6 separate regions of the Homo sapiens genome follow, and regions 2, 3, 4, 5 and 6 are each linked to region 1. Evidence: chromatin contacts called from ENCODE Hi-C or POLR2A ChIA-PET data. All regions are on one chromosome and are shown on one strand. The core of a region is the stretch at or near the end of the contact, and the rest is flanking DNA. Distances in the headings are between cores, read along the strand shown. Region 1 holds the start of NPM1 (nucleophosmin 1). Region 2 holds the start of STC2 (stanniocalcin 2). Region 3 holds the start of BNIP1 (BCL2 interacting protein 1). Region 4 overlaps DOCK2 (dedicator of cytokinesis 2). Region 5 holds the start of ERGIC1 (endoplasmic reticulum-golgi intermediate compartment 1). Region 6 holds the start of DUSP1 (dual specificity phosphatase 1).

Region 1 (2,673 bases), core at 107-2,606:
CTTCAAAGTCTGAATAGTACAAAGATTAGGCTTCTGCAATTAATCCTACTGAGATCAAAAACCCAAGTGGGACTCTCCTTTTTGGGGCAGGACTACCGCAAGTCGAGGGGGGTGGTGCTCCCAAAATTCTGCGAATAGTCTTAGGTCTTGATCTGACTCAAACCGAACACTCTACGTGTTTCTTGTATTTAGAAAAGCAGTTTGGTCAATGCCGCACAAATGGCGGCATGCGAGGACGTCCCCCTAAAACGAAGCCTCATTAATATTCACGAAGCAGCAGCTACGGAGTCAAGCGTCTTGGTTTAGATTTAGTCTCTTATTGCCTTTACTAAGTACAACCTTCGTTAAGTGAGTTTATCTCTGGGCACCAGTATCCTCATCTGCAAAGTGGGGCTAGCTCCACCTACCGCAGTGAGACAGAAAAGGGGCTCAAAAAAATGAGAGCTGCCATCACAGTACATGCTGTAAGCACTGAACAAAGACCTCCAGAACCCTAGTGCTACCAGCCTCTTAACATTTCCCACTTCAACAGAGCCACAGCATCCCTGGCTCACGAGTGGCAACACGCCGGTGAGTCCCGGATGTAGCGCCCACACCCCCCTCCCTCCCCCAACCACGTGGCAACCACGTGCTCCCAGCGGTTGCGGCCTCCTCACGCCGCGCCGCGCCTCCCCACCCCCAGTAACTGGCCGAAGCACGCGAGGTAAGTCTACGTCCGGCAGCTCCAGGCTCTGAGGCCAGAATAACGCCAGGCTGTGCATCTACCCGCTCCAACAAGCAGGCCCATGCTTCCCGGTGAACCCAGCCTCCAGGACCACCAACCCGGGGCCTGGCATCAGAAGCCTATGAACCACCGCCGTTAGAAAATAAACCACGCCTGGAGCTCCGCCACGTATCCCCGGCAAAGGCCGAACTTCCAGGCGGCCGGTTCCACTTTACCTCAGGCCCCGGGCCTCGGACCGCTCACGCCCCAGACGCTTCAGGCCGCTCGTCTCCTCCCCCTTCACGCCACCGGCTCCCCCCGCGGCTCCAATCCCTCCAGGTCCAGGGCTCAGGCAGCTCTTCCCACCCGCTCAGGCCTCCCGTCGGTCTGGCGGTCTCCACCAGACCCGGTTGCAGCCGGATTCCCGCCCCTCACCCCCACCCTCACCGCCACCAGGCCCCGCTCGGCCTCGCTCCAGCTCCCCCCAGCAGTTACCGAAAAGATAGTTCTGGGGCCTCAGGGGGCTCATGTCCATGTCCATCGAATCTTCCATCGGGTGGCGGCACGCACTTAGGTAGGAGAGAAGGCGGACGGAGATAAAAGAACGCTGCTCCAGAGAACAACCGCGCAGGACGGAATCACACCAGGGAAAGGACGCAGGCTCCCCGCGCTTATATATAGACCCTGAAGATCTCGCGAGCGCTTCCCAAGTCCCGCCTCCGCGCGCGTGCTCCGAAGCCCTCCCACCCCCGTACCGTAGCCGTCCTGCGCAAGCGCTTTTCAACCCCACTCCTTTCTACCTCGCCCCCACCTCCTTCCAGGTACTCCGCGGGCTCCCACCGAGCACGCGCACTCGTACACTGGCCCCACCCCTCCGCTGCTGTCGCCTGTGCGCACGCGTGCTTTCCAGTCGTAACGCGCACTCCCCACCTCCAACCCTTCCACGTCCTCTCCCGCTCAAGCGCGCCGGCCTCCCGCCAAGAGTCTGCGCAGCCCACCCTGCAAAATGGCGTCGGCAGCCCTTAGCTGTGTAAGATATGGCGGGTTAGCCGGCTGCGAATGAGCCAGAGAGCACCTCGATTCACCTTTCCCCATCCCCTAGTGCCCTGCAAGCCTCCAAACAGGCGTAATCACTTCAGGAATTTTTTACTTGCCTGAAGGCTTCGGATCGCAGTTAATCGTTACCCCAAAGTTCAGGTGCCAGAGAGAGTGAATTGCGGCTTATTCTTTGTTAGGAAGGAAAGATGTAGTTACCGGCCAGACTTACGGAACTTTGTTTTTCAGCTCTGTCCTTCCTGAGAAAACATCTCCAAAGTCCTTATCTTTACGTAACTTGGGGGCCAAAAGGGGACTGAATCAGTCTCCAAATTAGCAAGGACATCGCCCTAAGAGAGCTCGGAGGGTGGGCCGACTCTGACTTCTTGCCGCTCTTAATCTTTAACATTCCTCCTGAAAGAAAGCGGGTGACTTGTAAGAACTACAGAAGCCTTAATTCGAATATTTGGGAGCGAGCATGGGAATTAACGTTTTAAGCTACACCTTGACAAACTCCGAGGCACCCCAGCACCCCGCGGGCATTGGGGCGTTCTGAAGACCCGTAATCTTTTTTTTTTAAGCCTCAACATATCAAACAAATTTAAGAAGTGAGGAATACAAATGATAGCCTCAGAAAGGAAGACACCCCCACCCCAAGGCATTATTTCTTACAGGAAAATTATAGAGACGATTTCAGTGTCTATCAAGAGAGGAATGAACAGTTAAATTATAACATGTCCATATTATGGGTTAGTTGTGGACACATACTAACGCATAATATGGACATGTTATAATTTAACTGTTCCTTTCTGAGAGCTCCTGTGTCACATAAAGCTTTGAGTCACTTAAATTTGTTATGCCTTTTTTTGTGTGTGTGTGGAGACAGAGTCTCGCTGTGTTGTCCAGGCTGGAGTGCAGTGGCGTGATCTCCGCTG
Region 2 (2,673 bases), core at 46-2,545, 1.9 Mb before region 1:
CGCGCCAACGCCGGGTGCGTGCCCTGGGGCGCTTGGGCGCGGCGCTCGTGTCCCCGCCCTCCCCCAGCCCTGCGAGCCCCCCGAGCTGCGCCGTGGGGTGACGGGACCGAGAGCAGTTCCTGTCCCCGGCCCCGGCGCGGGGGAGACGTGAGCGTGCACACGTACACACACAGCAGGGGAAGAGGCGCTCCAAGCGGCGCCCAACTTTCTCCTTCCCTCCACGGGCCGGGTGAGAAAGTAGCCGGGGGCTATCCCGACCCGGCGGTTCTTGGGGAGGGGGCCGAACAAGAAAAGGGAGGAGATGGAGATAACTTCCCCGGATTTAGCTTTTTTGTCTTTGTTTTTGTTCTCACCACTTCCATCGGATGACTGGAGAGTAAAAGGGAACCCGGAGCGGGGTGGCGAGCAGCGCTTTGAGAAAATGCAGGAGTGTGTTTGGAGACGCGTAAAGTTGCCTTTCAAGCTCTGGCCTCCGGGCACGCGATGCTCCGCGGCGGGCTGACTCAGGGCTGCCTTGGGCCTCCCTGCCACCCTCCTGGAAATGATGCAAGTCCTGACTGTCACCTGGATCCCTGCAGCCCAGCCTGGAATGCGTCTGGATTAGGGGAAAGACGAGAAACGACACTCCAGGTGTTGCACGGCCCACCAAAGCGGGAAGATAGGGCAGTTGCTCAGACCAAATACTGTATCTAGTGCTTCTGCTCCTATCTTCAATCGTGGGGTTCTTTTTAATGCAAAGTGTCACAAGGCCAGGAATTCCCATGTGTGCTCAGTTGGCCCACAGCATCATTGTGCCTAGGAAACTGCTTCAATTTATCAAGTCCTCTGGGCTGGGAATCTCACTGAATTCCAAACGGCGGAAAGAGGAAACTTTCCCAACCCGATGTGGGTGTGACGCGAGCCAGGGGCCCCAGGGACACTGTCCCAGAGCACACCGTCCCCCTTTAACAGCAACTGGAGCTTGGATTCGCTCTTATATTGTACAGTCCTTTCGACCATTGCCCTGGAGCACCCGCACACGCGCACGCATCTCCGGCCGCGCTCACACACACTCATACACACGCACGCAAACGCGTGGCCGCCGCCAGGTCGGCAACTTTGTCCGGCGCTCCCAGCGGCGCTCGGCTTCCTCCTGTAGTAGTTGAGCGCAGGCCCCGCCTCCCGGCCGTGTTGTCAAAAGGGCCGGGGTCTCGGATTGGTCCAGCCGCCGGGACAACACCTGCTCGACTCCTTCATTCAAGTGACACCAGAGCTTCCAGGGATATTTGAGGCACCATCCCTGCCATTGCCGGGCACTCGCGGCGCTGCTAACGGCCTGGTCACATGCTCTCCGGAGAGCTACGGGAGGGCGCTGGGTAACCTCTATCCGAGCCGCGGCCGCGAGGAGGAGGGAAAAGGCGAGCAAAAAGGAAGAGTGGGAGGAGGAGGGGAAGCGGCGAAGGAGGAAGAGGAGGAGGAGGAAGAGGGGAGCACAAAGGATCCAGGTCTCCCGACGGGAGGTTAATACCAAGAACCATGTGTGCCGAGCGGCTGGGCCAGTTCATGACCCTGGCTTTGGTGTTGGCCACCTTTGACCCGGCGCGGGGGACCGACGCCACCAACCCACCCGAGGGTCCCCAAGACAGGAGCTCCCAGCAGAAAGGCCGCCTGTCCCTGCAGAATACAGGTAAGTGCATGTGCCCCCGCAGCCGGGAGCTACTGGGAGAGGACACCGTGCACCCACGCGGCGCGCCCCAGGCGTTTCGCCGGGAGCCAGGCGCCCACCCAGGGCCACGCAAACTCTTGGGATGGCACGGGACGTGCAAAGGGAAGCGCGAGGCAAGGCGAGGTCCGCGCCGGGCTCCGAGGGCCCGGAATCTGCACGTGCTAGCAGGGTGATGAAATGGCTGGGGCAGGACTTGTTGCTGTCCTCCCCAGGGTCGAGGGGAAATGAAGCAGCGTCTGACGCTGCCAGCGCCAGCCCCCGCCCCCGAATCCCGGGTCCGGTGCAAAGCGCGCTTCATCCCGGCCGGCACGCGGGAGGCCCAGAGGGTCCCCGGAGCTGGGCTGCGCCCTGCGCCCGGAGAACTTCTCTTCCTGGCCTGCCGGCCTCAGTAAGGGTGCCGCGTCTTCCCCCTCCTCAAAAGATGCCCGACATCCCAGAACTTTGCCGGCGAGACAAATGGCATTGCGAACTTTCCCCCTGGGGGCACTGCTTTCGGAAGGGAGCGTGAGGGCAGCGCAAAGCGTACCTCCGCGGTGCTGCCGCCATCCCCAGCTCCTGGCCAGGTCAGCAAGCCAAGAAATGGTGACACGACCCGAACCGTGCGCCTCCTCTGCTCTACCGGCTCTTGGCTCACCGGCAAGCTGCAAAGCAGAGCCAGGCGTGCAGGGCACGGGGCTGGCCCTTTTCCCAGCTCGGAAAGAGAAAGAAAATCTGCCTACAGCTCCTTCGCTCCACGACCCCTCCCCCGACTTTGGGGGGCCGTGTGAACGCGGCAGCGGCGGCGTGCGTGCGCTCACCGCACGAGCTGGAATGCACGAGTGCCCATTAGGGACGCCCCAAGTGAGTGAATGGCGGCCCTGTGCGGTCCTGCCCCGGCGGCGCGTGGGGTCTTACGGATCCTGTCGCCTCCACATGCTGGGGCCGGCACCCCCACCACCCCGAGACCCTCGCCCACCCTCCCCCTCCTC
Region 3 (2,673 bases), core at 129-2,628, 1.8 Mb before region 1:
CACTTTTTCTCTGGCTTATTCATTTAATCACACTTCTTTGCACCGTATTTGTTTATTCTGCATCTAATTTGGTTTATTCTGCATCTGGTTTATCTGGGGAGCCCTATTTTCCTGCACTTTTTGCCACACCTTGTTACAAACTCTGAGTCTACATCTAATGTTTAGTGACTTTGTTGAAAATGATTATTTTTAAAAACCAAGGTTTAGGCCGGGCGCGGTGGCTCACGCCTGTAATCCCAGCAATTTGGGAGGCCGAGGCGGGCGGATCACGAGGTCAGGAGATCGAGACCATCCTGGCTAACACGGTGAAACCCCGTCTCTACTAAGCAAAACACAAAAATTAGCCGGGCGTGGTGGCGGGTGCCTGTAGTCCCAGCTACTCAGGAGGCTGAGGCAGGAGAATGGCGGGAACCCGGGAGGCGGAGCTTGCCGCGAGTCGAGATCGCGCCACTGCACTCCAGCCTGGGCGACAGAGCGAGACTCCGTCTCAAAAAAACAAAAACAAACAAGCAAAAACAAGGTTTAAAACTCGGTTTCTTTTTGCTGAACTCATGGAACCGTGTCTACACTCCCAATTCTTGCCTAAGTCCACTCGTTTATTTTACCTCTACCCTTAAATGGCTTAAGGCGAAACACTTCATTTCCTATCTGTTCAAACGGGGTAACACTCTAAGGTGTTATTCCTAGGTTGACTTTCACAGTCCAGGTCCCAGTTTTGCCACTGACCCAGGTATGCCTTCTAACCTAGGCCTTGGCGCCGTACTCGATTTCCTCAAGCATAAAATCACAACTACGGTCCAGGTTACATTCGTTTCACCCGGTGCCTCCCGTGCCAGGTGGCCTTGGATGCCAGGAGAGCTGGCCAGCAGGGGGCGGGGCTAGCTGCCTCCCGGACGCTACCAGAGGATGCTGAAGCAGCGTCAGAGGGCGGGGCCAAGCAGGGTGACAGGTAGGTTGTGAGGTAGTCAGGGGCGGGGCGACGACCAGGGCTGCAGGTGGAAGGGGCAAAGCCGAGCCCCGAAGCAGTAGCTGAGTCAGGGGCGGAGAACAGTGGGGTGCTCTGGGGATGGGAGATCCGGCGGCACCCGGAAAAAGGATCAAGGCCAGCAGTCACCGGGACACAACCAAATGGGGACCGGGGGGGTAGCCGACCATGGGGCGGAGCCTGTGGTCTGGGAAACCAAGTGGGGAAAGTTCGGGAGTGACACTGCCAAGCTCACAGACCAGCAGAGCTTGGGTTAGGGCTGCTGGAGCCCGGCAGGGGTCCCGGGATCAGTACCTGAATAAGCGCCTTCACCTCCAGGTCAAATTTGACAATCTCTTGGTTACAGATCCGGACGTGGACGTCTTGGGGAGCCGCCATGTTGGGGACGCCGGCTACGGGCAGCGGCAGGACCCAAGTTCAAACGCGTTTTCGCACCACCTTCTTTCCCTCCCCACCCAGTCTCGGGGCAGCGCCCCCTAGAGACCGGCGAAAATGGCAAGCGAGGGTCACTGCGCAGAGTTGGGACTTTCCCTGACACGTGTAGGGAAATCAGCCTCTCCTCTTGGTATGGCCCTAATAACATGGAGAGGAAGGGAAGAGGGAATATCAAGAACGCTTCACAGTGGTCTCTTTCCATCTTCCTTCTGTCAGGCATTCTAATAACTATATATTTTTTACATAGAAAAAAAAAGACTGGAAGAAAAGTATCAATTGAGATGTCTCTGGAAAGTACCAGTAATAATTTTTTGTTTCTTCAAACTTTCTTATATTTTTAATATTTTCTACAGTGAGTATAAATTGTGGAGTAAAAGAGGAAATGATAAACGTCATATATTTTTTAAAGTATGGAGTTCAAGGCAGGTCGGTAGAGTACCTCCTATCACTCCAACACATGATCTAAGGGATCTTTGTAAAACACGAAATTGATCAAGTCACCTACCTGTATGCAGCCCTTCTATGGCTTCTCGTGTTTCCCTTTTGTATACAACTGGATTTATTAAATCTACCTTGCTAAGGTAGTTTTGATGGAAATGTCAGAGCAAACCCTCAACAAATGGTGGCTCTTTTATTTTTGTTAGTAAATAATCCAAGTTTCTTAGCTGGTCCTCAAGGCCATCAGCCACCCCGGCCATCAGCCACCGCACCCTGCGCCCTTCCTGGATTGCTCAAGCTCCTTCTGGATGTGTAGCCTTAGAATGTGGTGTTCCCTCTCCCTAGAAAGCGTTTCCCCCACTCGACCCCACTCCATCTGCATTTGTTCGGGTCACTTCAGCAAGCATAGATTGTGAGGACCTAAAGGCTTAGGACTTGAATGTTCATCTCTCTCTCTTTTTTTTTTTTTTTTTTTGTGGCGGAGTCTCGCTCTGTTGCCCAGGCTGGAGTGCAATGGCACAATCTTGGCTCACTGCAAACTCTACCTCCCAGGTTCAAGCAATTCTCCTGCCTCAGCCTCCTGAGTAGCTGGGATTACAGGTGCGTGCCACCATGCCCAGCTAATTTTTGTATTTTTCATAGACACGGGGTTCACCATATTGGTCAGGTTGGTCTCGAACTGACCTCGTGATCCACCCGCCTCGGCCTCCCAAAGTGCTGGGATTACAGGCGTGAGCCACTGTGCCCGACCATGTTCATCTCTCTTAATCCTCACAACCACCCTTGAAATTGTACTACACTATTATCACAGATCA
Region 4 (2,673 bases), core at 98-2,597, 1.7 Mb after region 1:
CATACTCTTTTAGTTGTTTTAATACCTACTCTTTTGTTTAACCTGCAACCCCACGAGAAGAGGTTATTATTTCTTTTTACACATGAATAAACTTGCCTAAGATCACACAGCTAATATGAGGGGAGGCTGGAATTTGAACCCTGTCTGCCTGACCCCAGAGCCCACCCCATTAGCTTCTCTGCTATGACCCCTCCTGAGCAAGGCCCTTGACACCCCAAGGTGAGCCATGAGCAGGCCTAACCTCCTCTGCCCTCTGGTCCTGCTCTGCCAAAGACAGTGTGCATGCACCTAGAGCAGGAGGAGAAATCAATATTTCTAAAGGGGACCATTTCCACAGGAGCCCACCAATATCAAACAGAAGTGTTTGAATGTACTGACTGACACTTAATTAGGCAGTAATATTTATTTCTACAAATAGAGAAAGAAAAGCCTCCCACAGGCTTCCTAAGCAATTTTCAATAGTCAGTCAACTGAACTCCCCCAGAATTTCCCTAATAGAGGAAACCACAAATCATCACCATGCCCCACAGTTCCCTTTCCATGTCAGCCCCCAGAATACCTGCTTACCTACTCATCTTGGATAAGTGCATCTGCTCAGCCTGCTCGGTAGTGACTTGAAAGGGTGACAAAAGTGGAAGAAAGAGTGGCTCAGACAGGAGATAAGATGGCTGCTTGCCTGTTAACTGTGTCTTTTAATTTGTCCTTTGGCAACATGGAAGGTAAGCGTATCAATGTTTCAAAAATGAAGCTGAGGTTAAAAAGTTCTCTACCAGGGAAGTTGGATAAAAGTAACTTCAAAGCAATGGTCTCTACATTTGGGAATTGCAATTTCCCTTTCAGATAAAAACCCTCCGCTCCTTTATGTTCCTTTGAGTCAAGTATTTCTCACTTATTTTATTTTTTGGAAAAAGTTTCAGACTGCAACAAAAGGAGGATGCGTTCAATGCTTAGATTTTGTTCAAATAGATACTAATTAACATGACCAGTCTTTATGAACAAAAAGGCAATTGTGAGGATTTCTTTACATTTAAAAAACGATTATGAATCTTCCCAAATTTGCCAGCAGTGGTTATTAGCCTCATTTTTTAAAATGAGAAATAAATTGGAGAATTTTGCTACATGTACGGGCATTGTAGTGAAGTGTCTCAGAGGGCCTGGAACCAGTCAAACCCCATCTCTGACATATGCTAACATTATGGCTTTGGGCGAGTTACTGTAAGTGACACGGGTTTTGTTTCCCTATCTGTAAAATGGGGCATAATAAAGGAAATGTGTCATACTATCACACAGCCTGACACATGGTAATTCCCCTGTGAATGTTAGTTATTCTTGGGTACAAAGTATCAGTCTGATCTCCAGGCCCCAAGGACAAAAATGATGCCTCTTCCATCTTCACATCCCCTCTCTGATGAACACACCCGCCCTGCTTGGCTATTTGATCACTCACAGTGGCCTAAGAGGAATATTCGCCCATGCTAAAATTTCTCCTGAGAGCTGATTTTCTTTTCAGCTAACTACTCTGTCAGGAGGAACTGAGAAACAAAACCCTCCTACACACTGGACACAGCACTGACAACCTTAAAGAAAATACAAGCAAATAAATATAAACACACATGACAAATATTGGACAGGACATATGCTGTATAAATATAGCAATGCGCTTTGCATTCCTGAATACACCCTGCTAGCTCTCTGGAGACCAATTTACGAATAAGGCTTTCCACCAGCATTTCTGGCTGAGCGCTGGGGAGTTAGATTAAGTGTTGAGAATGCCTGCTTTAAGCACATCCTGAGCCTCCACACCAGCCCAAGGCACTGTATTGATCCTCTTTCTTACCATGGACTTTGCCTGAATAAACCAGCTCAGGTTTCAGTGAGAACATTTTAACTGCAGAAAGCTAACCTATAAGCTGAGACCAAGCAAAAGTAAATAAATAAATAAATACATACATACATACATACATACATACAAGAAGAAGTTGTGAAAGGAAAGGAACAGACATTGAAAAACTGCTTTGGTGTAAGGAAATATCACAAGGTCTTATTATGGAACACTGCACTAACCAAGCTCAAAAGGTGTTGAACACATTATTCAACACCATCCCAAAGGCACCTGGCATTTAGACAACAGAATCAGGGAGAGGAAAAGTACGTCTTTACAAGCAGAGGCCCCCAAGGCGGACCCTGTCACCCAGAGCAGCAGTGAGTCCCTTACAGGCAGCGTTTTGCCATCCTCCGCGCACACACACATGATGACTTCCACATTCCTCTGTGTGGTCTTGTTGTACTTGTCAAAGTCACCTTGTAAGAGAGTAATGTAGATGTCGTTCCTGACATCCCCTGAGGCAGAGGGAGAGAGAGACAAGAGTTAGTGTGGATTACAGCAGGAGAGACGCTGACTAACTAGAGGGGATGGAGGGTGAGAAGAAGCTCTCCCACCTGGATTGGTATTAATTAAAATCAGAATTGCTTAGAGAAAGCATTTTTCCCTCATCAGGGAGGCTGGAGAAGTAGGTAACACGGGGATGAAGGGATGCTAGGAAATCAGTTGCAAAAAGGGAAGTAGGGACACTCAAAATTGGCCATGTTTTTCTCGACATTAAAAGTCATTTAATTTTCATCCTCTAGTGACACCTTCTGGGAAGGCAAAGGAAAGCTCCAATTGAATTGATC
Region 5 (2,673 bases), core at 111-2,610, 1.4 Mb before region 1:
AGGGGAAGAAATACCTCCTGTGGCACAGGCATCTGAATCACTATTTTGTGGATGTGGAAAACCCCTCCTGGAGAACACCCCCCATCCACTAATGCCCTATTTCTGAGCTCTAAATCATGCCAGACTCTGCTAAGGGTGTTTCACGCACTCAGTCGTCACAAGCGGAGACCTTATTTTTAGCCCCAATTTGCAGGTGGTGAAACTGAGGGCGCTCGGAGACTTGCTGAGGTCAGCCAGCCGAGCGGCGACAGGGAGTTCTGAACCCAGAGCCTTTGCCCCTAACTTCTAGAATATACCGAGCTGTTCAGTAGAAAGGGCAGAGCCAGGATTCTAATCCAGCTCCTCCCTGCATTAAAGCCCTGCTCTTTTCCCAGCCAGACACCAAGTGTGGCTGCCTCAGGCCAGGACATCCCCTGGGGCTCCACACCTCAAGGGAACCTCTGGTGGAGATCTCTTCCCCCGCAGGCTTCCAGAATGCCCCATGCAACCTAGACCATGAGGCAGCTGGACCCCACAAAGGACCCATTGTGGTGACTGCAGAAAGCCAAGGCCAGACCCCGGTGGCCCTTCTGCAGAGTCCTGCCCAAGGCGCCTCCTCCCCTTCCCATGGTGCCCCCATACCCAGCGGACAGGGCTGGGGCTGAGGGAGGGAGGGGCGGGGGCAGGCCTCCCGATCTGCCCGGCCTGGGGGAGCCTCAGGCTATAGAAACTTAAAACCCTCCAGCTGCCGGCAGGCTGCATGGGGCCCCAGGCCCCTCCGGACTCATTCCAGGTGCCCTGCCCCACCTGTCAGCTGAGGTGGGGTCCACCAAGGAGGCTCAGTAGAGGGAGGAGAGGGATGCTGGGGTGTTATGGGCTGTTCCCATCTGGGAGGAGGGAGGAAATGTTTCCTAGTGTGGGGGAGGGGAATGCAAGGTATCCGGGCAGGCTGGGGAGGGGGCTCGGCGGAGGGAAGGTGGGTGGATTTGTCTCCCGCTGCACGAGGGGGCCTCCGCGGCTCTGGCTGGCTTCGTGTGCGGCAGGGGGGGGGCTCGCCTGGGGTCCCTAGGGGCCTGCGGAGGCATGCACAGGGCGGGGAGCCGCTTTTGCATGCAGGGCGGGAGGGGTCCGCGGCGTGCCGGGGCGCTCCCTCTGCCCGCTGAGGGAACTCCCGACTGGCCGGGGTCGCCACACTCACCTCCTGAAGTCAAAGGGCATCGTGCCGCCGCCGGGGGTGGGAGCGCTGCAGGCCAGGCGGGCCGCGGCGCCGCGTGGGTCCGAGCCCGCTGCCAACGCCTCCTCCGGCCGCCCCGCCCCCGCCGGCCGCCCCCCTGACACTCGCCACTCGCCACTCGCCACTCGCCTCCCGCTGCCGGGAAGTGACGCTCCGCGCAGCCCATTGGGCGCCGCCCGCCCGGCCGCCCCTTCCGCCACCCGGTTAAAGGGGCCCGCGGGCAGGCAGGGAAGGGGCGGAGAGTCGAGGCTGTCGGAAGGGAAGGGAGTCCCCCAAAGACTCCAGTACTCATTCCTTCAAGCCTCCCACTTAGATTTCCTTCTCCATCTCTTTGGATGCCCTCGGACAAATTCTCTGCTTCTCCGAGCCCAGTTTTTTGCATTTGTAAACAGTTTCACTGAACTGTGATTGAGTTGGGGGCGGGGGGCGGGGTGATACAGACTTTGGCCGTGCACAGCGTCTAGCTCTGAGTGAGGGCCTAATACTGTGGGGGAAGGGAAGAGGTCGGCCATCCTAGGCTGTTAAGGTGGACTCACCTCTGCCCCTGCCGTGTCTCTCTGGGAAAGCCACTGGGCTTCTCAGAGCGCCCCCCCCCCGCCCCGCCCCTTTTGCATATCTGCACAAAGAGGACGATGACACCTACTTGAGGGGGTTTTCCTGGGGATCAGCTGAGAAACAGGAGACTGGCTTAGCACAGTGCCAGGCACCTGAAACTATTGAGGCTGGCAGTGGCTGTCCCTGCTTCCATCTGCCCCTGTCGTTCACTCCAGTGGGCATTCACAGAGCATCTGCTCTGAACCAGGTCCATCGAGAACATGCAGGGTTGTGGCAGAGGCAGATGGGACCTGCACTGTGACTTGGCCAACGTGGACTGTGCCGATTGTCTCCTTCTTAGAGCCTCAGTTTCCTCCTCAGGAATACAGAGCAGCTGCCTCCGTGACTGCTGGATTAGAGGAGATGGTAGTTGAGGTCACACAAGACCTGAGTAGGGGAAACTCACTCTGAACTTCCCCGAGGTTCTGTCACTGGCCCTTTCTCCAAGGTTGTGGTGGGACAGGGCTTCAAAAAACCCAGGGGAGAATGGTGAGGGCTCGGGTTCCAAAAGCAGAGTCAATGGACAGTTTCCCCCTGTGTAAATAGAGGGGAACAGCAGTGCTGGTTCCTCCGGGAGGATTCAGAAGGGACAACACTAGCACGGGGTCTGGGGTAGGGTGACGTGGTGAACCAAAGCCTTCCCCTAGAGCATATGCCGGGACCTGACCTCTGCGTTCCCTTTTCATTCATTCACTCATTCATTCATTCATTCATTCAGTGTCAGTGGTCTGACACTGTTGGGGGAGAAAAGGAAATCTCAGCCTGAACTGGAAACCTAGGGACAGCAGGGAGAGTTAAGGGATCTTGAGCAGCCACTGCTTCCAAACAGCCATTCGTTGGCCCTGTGTGGGAGGAAACATGCAATG
Region 6 (2,673 bases), core at 1-2,500, 1.4 Mb before region 1:
CCGTCACTGGGACTCAGGGCACGGAGATCGCTGGGCGGGGCGGGGGTCTTCCCAAGTGTTGCGATCCAGGTCCTGGCAATCCGCCCACAATGGCCCGGGATTGGATTTTGCTTTCGGCCTATAACGGCCGCGACGACAGGGAGCGAGGGTTGTGGCCGGCTTCTGTTCCGGGTTGGAGGCCCCCAGCCCAGCGCTTAGTGGGCGCTCACTGTGTATACTGCCTATTTGTATAATAAAGAAAGGGATGGAGAAGCTCAGTCTGGAGCCAAGGTGACAGAAACGTGTCGGGCGGCCCCTGGGGGGCGCCGTCGAGTCGCGCTGCGGGTCGCCCCTCACCCCTCCAAACGCCAAACCCTGGAATCCACTGCGGGGCCTTGCGACCCCTCACCGGGATTTCAGCCCCCTGACCTGCCTCCCTTGGCTCCAAGTCTTCCGGGGGCCACAAGACTAGGAATAGCATTATTTCCCGGTGGGAGTTTGCTTGCTCACACTTTCATGGCAAATGTAGATATTTTAAAGCCACCTTAAAGAAAAGTCTGGGAAACAGGAAAGCATTGCCCTGAACCTCTCCGCCCCAACTCGCTCGAGTCGGTCTTGGTAGGGACGACTTTTCTATCGGCAGAGTTGTTCATTTTTCTCTAAACTTCATCTTAGGCGCCTATTTGCTGCCCCCACCCCAGTAGTGTGGTTCTGGGCAAGTCAGTCGCTTCGCCTGGGGAACCTCAGTTTCCCCGCCTGTTAGTGATGAGGAAATGAGGAAAAGGGGCACAAGAGTATGCAAAAGCACAGGAAGCCCCTTTCGGTTCAGGTCGGCGGCCGAGGGGCACGGGGAAGGGGACTCGGGGAGGGAGAGAGGGAGGAGCGGCGAGGCCAAGGCAGGTGGCACGTCGCCCGTTCTCCCGGCCGCTCGCATCCCGGAGGTCAGCCTCAGCTGGCAGCGAGCCCTCCTCCTCCCCGCTGGGCCTGGAGCGCGGCGCGGGTCCGGTCCCTGGGGACGCGCCAAGAGCAGGCCGGACAGCAGGGCGGGGGCCGGGCCGCGAGCCAGCGCGCGGCGAGCGGACCCAGCTCCGAGGCTGATGACGTCTCCCCCTCTGGCTCGGCGGCGCCTGGCCTGGCAGGGCGGGTGACGTCACCGCCCCGTCACGTGATCACCATTCAAACAAACACCCCCCCTCCCCCTGCGCGCGGGTCTGGCCCGCCCCGTCCCCCAGAGGCCGCATATAAACGCGCTCCCCGGGCCAGGCTCGCTGCGAAGGACATTTGGGCTGTGTGTGCGACGCGGGTCGGAGGGGCAGTCGGGGGAACCGCGAAGAAGCCGAGGAGCCCGGAGCCCCGCGTGACGCTCCTCTCTCAGTCCAAAAGCGGCTTTTGGTTCGGCGCAGAGAGACCCGGGGGTCTAGCTTTTCCTCGAAAAGCGCCGCCCTGCCCTTGGCCCCGAGAACAGACAAAGAGCACCGCAGGGCCGATCACGCTGGGGGCGCTGAGGCCGGCCATGGTCATGGAAGTGGGCACCCTGGACGCTGGAGGCCTGCGGGCGCTGCTGGGGGAGCGAGCGGCGCAATGCCTGCTGCTGGACTGCCGCTCCTTCTTCGCTTTCAACGCCGGCCACATCGCCGGCTCTGTCAACGTGCGCTTCAGCACCATCGTGCGGCGCCGGGCCAAGGGCGCCATGGGCCTGGAGCACATCGTGCCCAACGCCGAGCTCCGCGGCCGCCTGCTGGCCGGCGCCTACCACGCCGTGGTGTTGCTGGACGAGCGCAGCGCCGCCCTGGACGGCGCCAAGCGCGACGGCACCCTGGCCCTGGCGGCCGGCGCGCTCTGCCGCGAGGCGCGCGCCGCGCAAGTCTTCTTCCTCAAAGGTACGCCCTCGGGGAAGCTCGGGGCGGGCCGCACACCCCTGAGGTTTTGCCCGGTACCCCTGGCTCTCGGCTCCCGGGGGATCGCCCCACCTGCAGCGCGTGGGCGCTGGAGTACATTTATCTCTGGAACTTGTCATTGGCTTTGTTTGGCTCTGGAAACAAAGACTTGCCTGGGCCTTTCCGATGTAAACTTCCAGCCCTTGGTGGGTGGGGGAGTTGTATGAAGGTGCCGTGTCCCGGTGTCACTAATGGGGAAAAAAAATGTCTTTGTATTCCCAGGAGGATACGAAGCGTTTTCGGCTTCCTGCCCGGAGCTGTGCAGCAAACAGTCGACCCCCATGGGGCTCAGCCTTCCCCTGAGTACTAGCGTCCCTGACAGCGCGGAATCTGGGTGCAGTTCCTGCAGTACCCCACTCTACGATCAGGTTAGTAGGTGTCCCTGCCACAGGGAAGAAGTAAGAACTGGCAAAGGCATGGAAGAGTAGTGCCAGGGAGAATATAGAAAGTGACCTGCAGCATTATTTATAACGGAGGGGACACAGGGATATGATTTATTCCACAGTTAAGTGGTCTGACGGAGCCGAGTCTCCAATTGTAGGCTCTACGGAAATGAACTTGCTGGTCCTGCCCAGGCAAATGGGCTTAGTTCCCTATTTATTTATCCTCCAGCAACAGAACTGAGTTCACTCGGTATCTGAAATTGACTTTTCCAGCAGAAAGTTTTTGTGGGTATGGGCACTGGCCTTGGCTTTGAGCAAGCTTGATGAATGTTGGATATTTCTGGATTTCAGGGTGGCCCGGTGGAAATCCTGCC

The links. Hi-C counts contacts between places; a loop is a spot of excess contacts on that map. ChIA-PET counts read pairs that join two places held with the same protein, here RNA polymerase II (POLR2A). Pooled maps may share reads with other maps.
Region 2: a loop to region 1 is called in a map of naive thymus-derived CD4-positive, alpha-beta T cell, with 5 times the contacts of the local background. The contact joins the promoter of STC2 here to the promoter of NPM1 in region 1. A Hi-C loop is called at or near these places in 1 of 168 maps with a recorded cell type or tissue (naive thymus-derived CD4-positive, alpha-beta T cell), 1 of 37 single-sample maps with no recorded cell type and 10 of 50 pooled maps. POLR2A ChIA-PET finds 5 or more read pairs at or near these places in 1 of 52 experiments (activated T-cell).
Region 3: a loop to region 1 is called in a map of CD8-positive, alpha-beta T cell, with 4 times the contacts of the local background. The contact joins the promoter of BNIP1 here to the promoter of NPM1 in region 1. A Hi-C loop is called at or near these places in 2 of 168 maps with a recorded cell type or tissue (CD8-positive, alpha-beta T cell and naive thymus-derived CD4-positive, alpha-beta T cell), 1 of 37 single-sample maps with no recorded cell type and 16 of 50 pooled maps. POLR2A ChIA-PET finds 5 or more read pairs at or near these places in 2 of 52 experiments (WTC11 and activated naive CD4-positive, alpha-beta T cell).
Region 4: a pooled map shows a loop between it and region 1 (2.8-fold over the local background). The contact joins the enhancer-like site here to the promoter of NPM1 in region 1. A Hi-C loop is called at or near these places in 2 of 50 pooled maps. POLR2A ChIA-PET finds 5 or more read pairs at or near these places in 2 of 52 experiments (BJ and MCF 10A).
Region 5: a loop to region 1 is called in a map of CD4-positive, alpha-beta T cell, with 4 times the contacts of the local background. The contact joins the promoter of ERGIC1 here to the promoter of NPM1 in region 1. A Hi-C loop is called at or near these places in 1 of 168 maps with a recorded cell type or tissue (CD4-positive, alpha-beta T cell), 1 of 37 single-sample maps with no recorded cell type and 8 of 50 pooled maps.
Region 6: a map of CD4-positive, alpha-beta T cell shows a loop between it and region 1 (13-fold over the local background). The contact joins the promoter of DUSP1 here to the promoter of NPM1 in region 1. A Hi-C loop is called at or near these places in 6 of 168 maps with a recorded cell type or tissue (B cell, CD4-positive, alpha-beta T cell, CD4-positive, alpha-beta memory T cell and 2 more), 4 of 37 single-sample maps with no recorded cell type and 13 of 50 pooled maps. POLR2A ChIA-PET finds 5 or more read pairs at or near these places in 1 of 52 experiments (naive thymus-derived CD4-positive, alpha-beta T cell).

The regions. Positions count from the first base shown.
Region 1 is chr5:171,386,532-171,389,204 of GRCh38, reverse strand. NPM1 (nucleophosmin 1) reads right to left here and starts at 1,356. Exons shown (of 11, transcript NM_002520.7): 1 at 1,199-1,356. The coding sequence starts at 1,256. MIR3912 (microRNA 3912) reads left to right here and starts at 2,445; the gene lies at 2,445-2,549. RefSeq lists silencers at 636-695, 1,016-1,075.
Region 2 is chr5:173,327,036-173,329,708 of GRCh38, reverse strand. It overlaps STC2 (stanniocalcin 2), which reads left to right and starts at 1,295. Exons shown (of 4, transcript NM_003714.3): 1 at 1,295-1,666. The coding sequence starts at 1,516. It overlaps LOC124901137 (a long non-coding RNA gene), which reads right to left and starts at 1,110. Exons shown (of 2, transcript XR_007059056.1): 1 at 1-1,110. RefSeq lists a silencer at 1-101.
Region 3 is chr5:173,143,236-173,145,908 of GRCh38, reverse strand. It overlaps BNIP1 (BCL2 interacting protein 1), which reads right to left and starts at 1,378. Exons shown (of 6, transcript NM_001205.3): 1 at 1,280-1,378. The coding sequence starts at 1,363. RefSeq lists enhancers at 646-715, 657-1,185.
Region 4 is chr5:169,701,970-169,704,642 of GRCh38, reverse strand. DOCK2 (dedicator of cytokinesis 2) reads right to left here. Exons shown (of 52, transcript NM_004946.3): 14 at 2,216-2,340. Among named protein-coding and RNA genes, the nearest start is that of DOCK2, 66 kb to the right of the region's middle. RefSeq lists enhancers at 1,211-1,620, 1,681-1,730. Within about 2 kb of position 1,347, at least 2 of the 41 ENCODE cell types and tissues checked have a DNase peak (open chromatin) inside an H3K27ac peak, as active enhancers do.
Region 5 is chr5:172,832,938-172,835,610 of GRCh38, reverse strand. It overlaps ERGIC1 (endoplasmic reticulum-golgi intermediate compartment 1), which reads right to left and starts at 1,360. Exons shown (of 10, transcript NM_001031711.3): 1 at 1,178-1,360. The coding sequence starts at 1,197. RefSeq lists enhancers at 1-127, 1-614 and silencers at 598-677, 688-737, 1,108-1,507.
Region 6 is chr5:172,769,772-172,772,444 of GRCh38, reverse strand. It overlaps DUSP1 (dual specificity phosphatase 1), which reads left to right and starts at 1,250. Exons shown (of 4, transcript NM_004417.4): 1 at 1,250-1,859; 2 at 2,139-2,284; 3 at 2,651-2,673. The coding sequence starts at 1,493. LOC105377730 (a long non-coding RNA gene) reads right to left here and starts at 234. Exons shown (of 3, transcript NR_188285.1): 1 at 1-234. RefSeq lists enhancers at 1-202, 1-239, 1-775, 240-1,001, 1,423-1,692 and 1 more and silencers at 803-1,252, 1,793-1,902.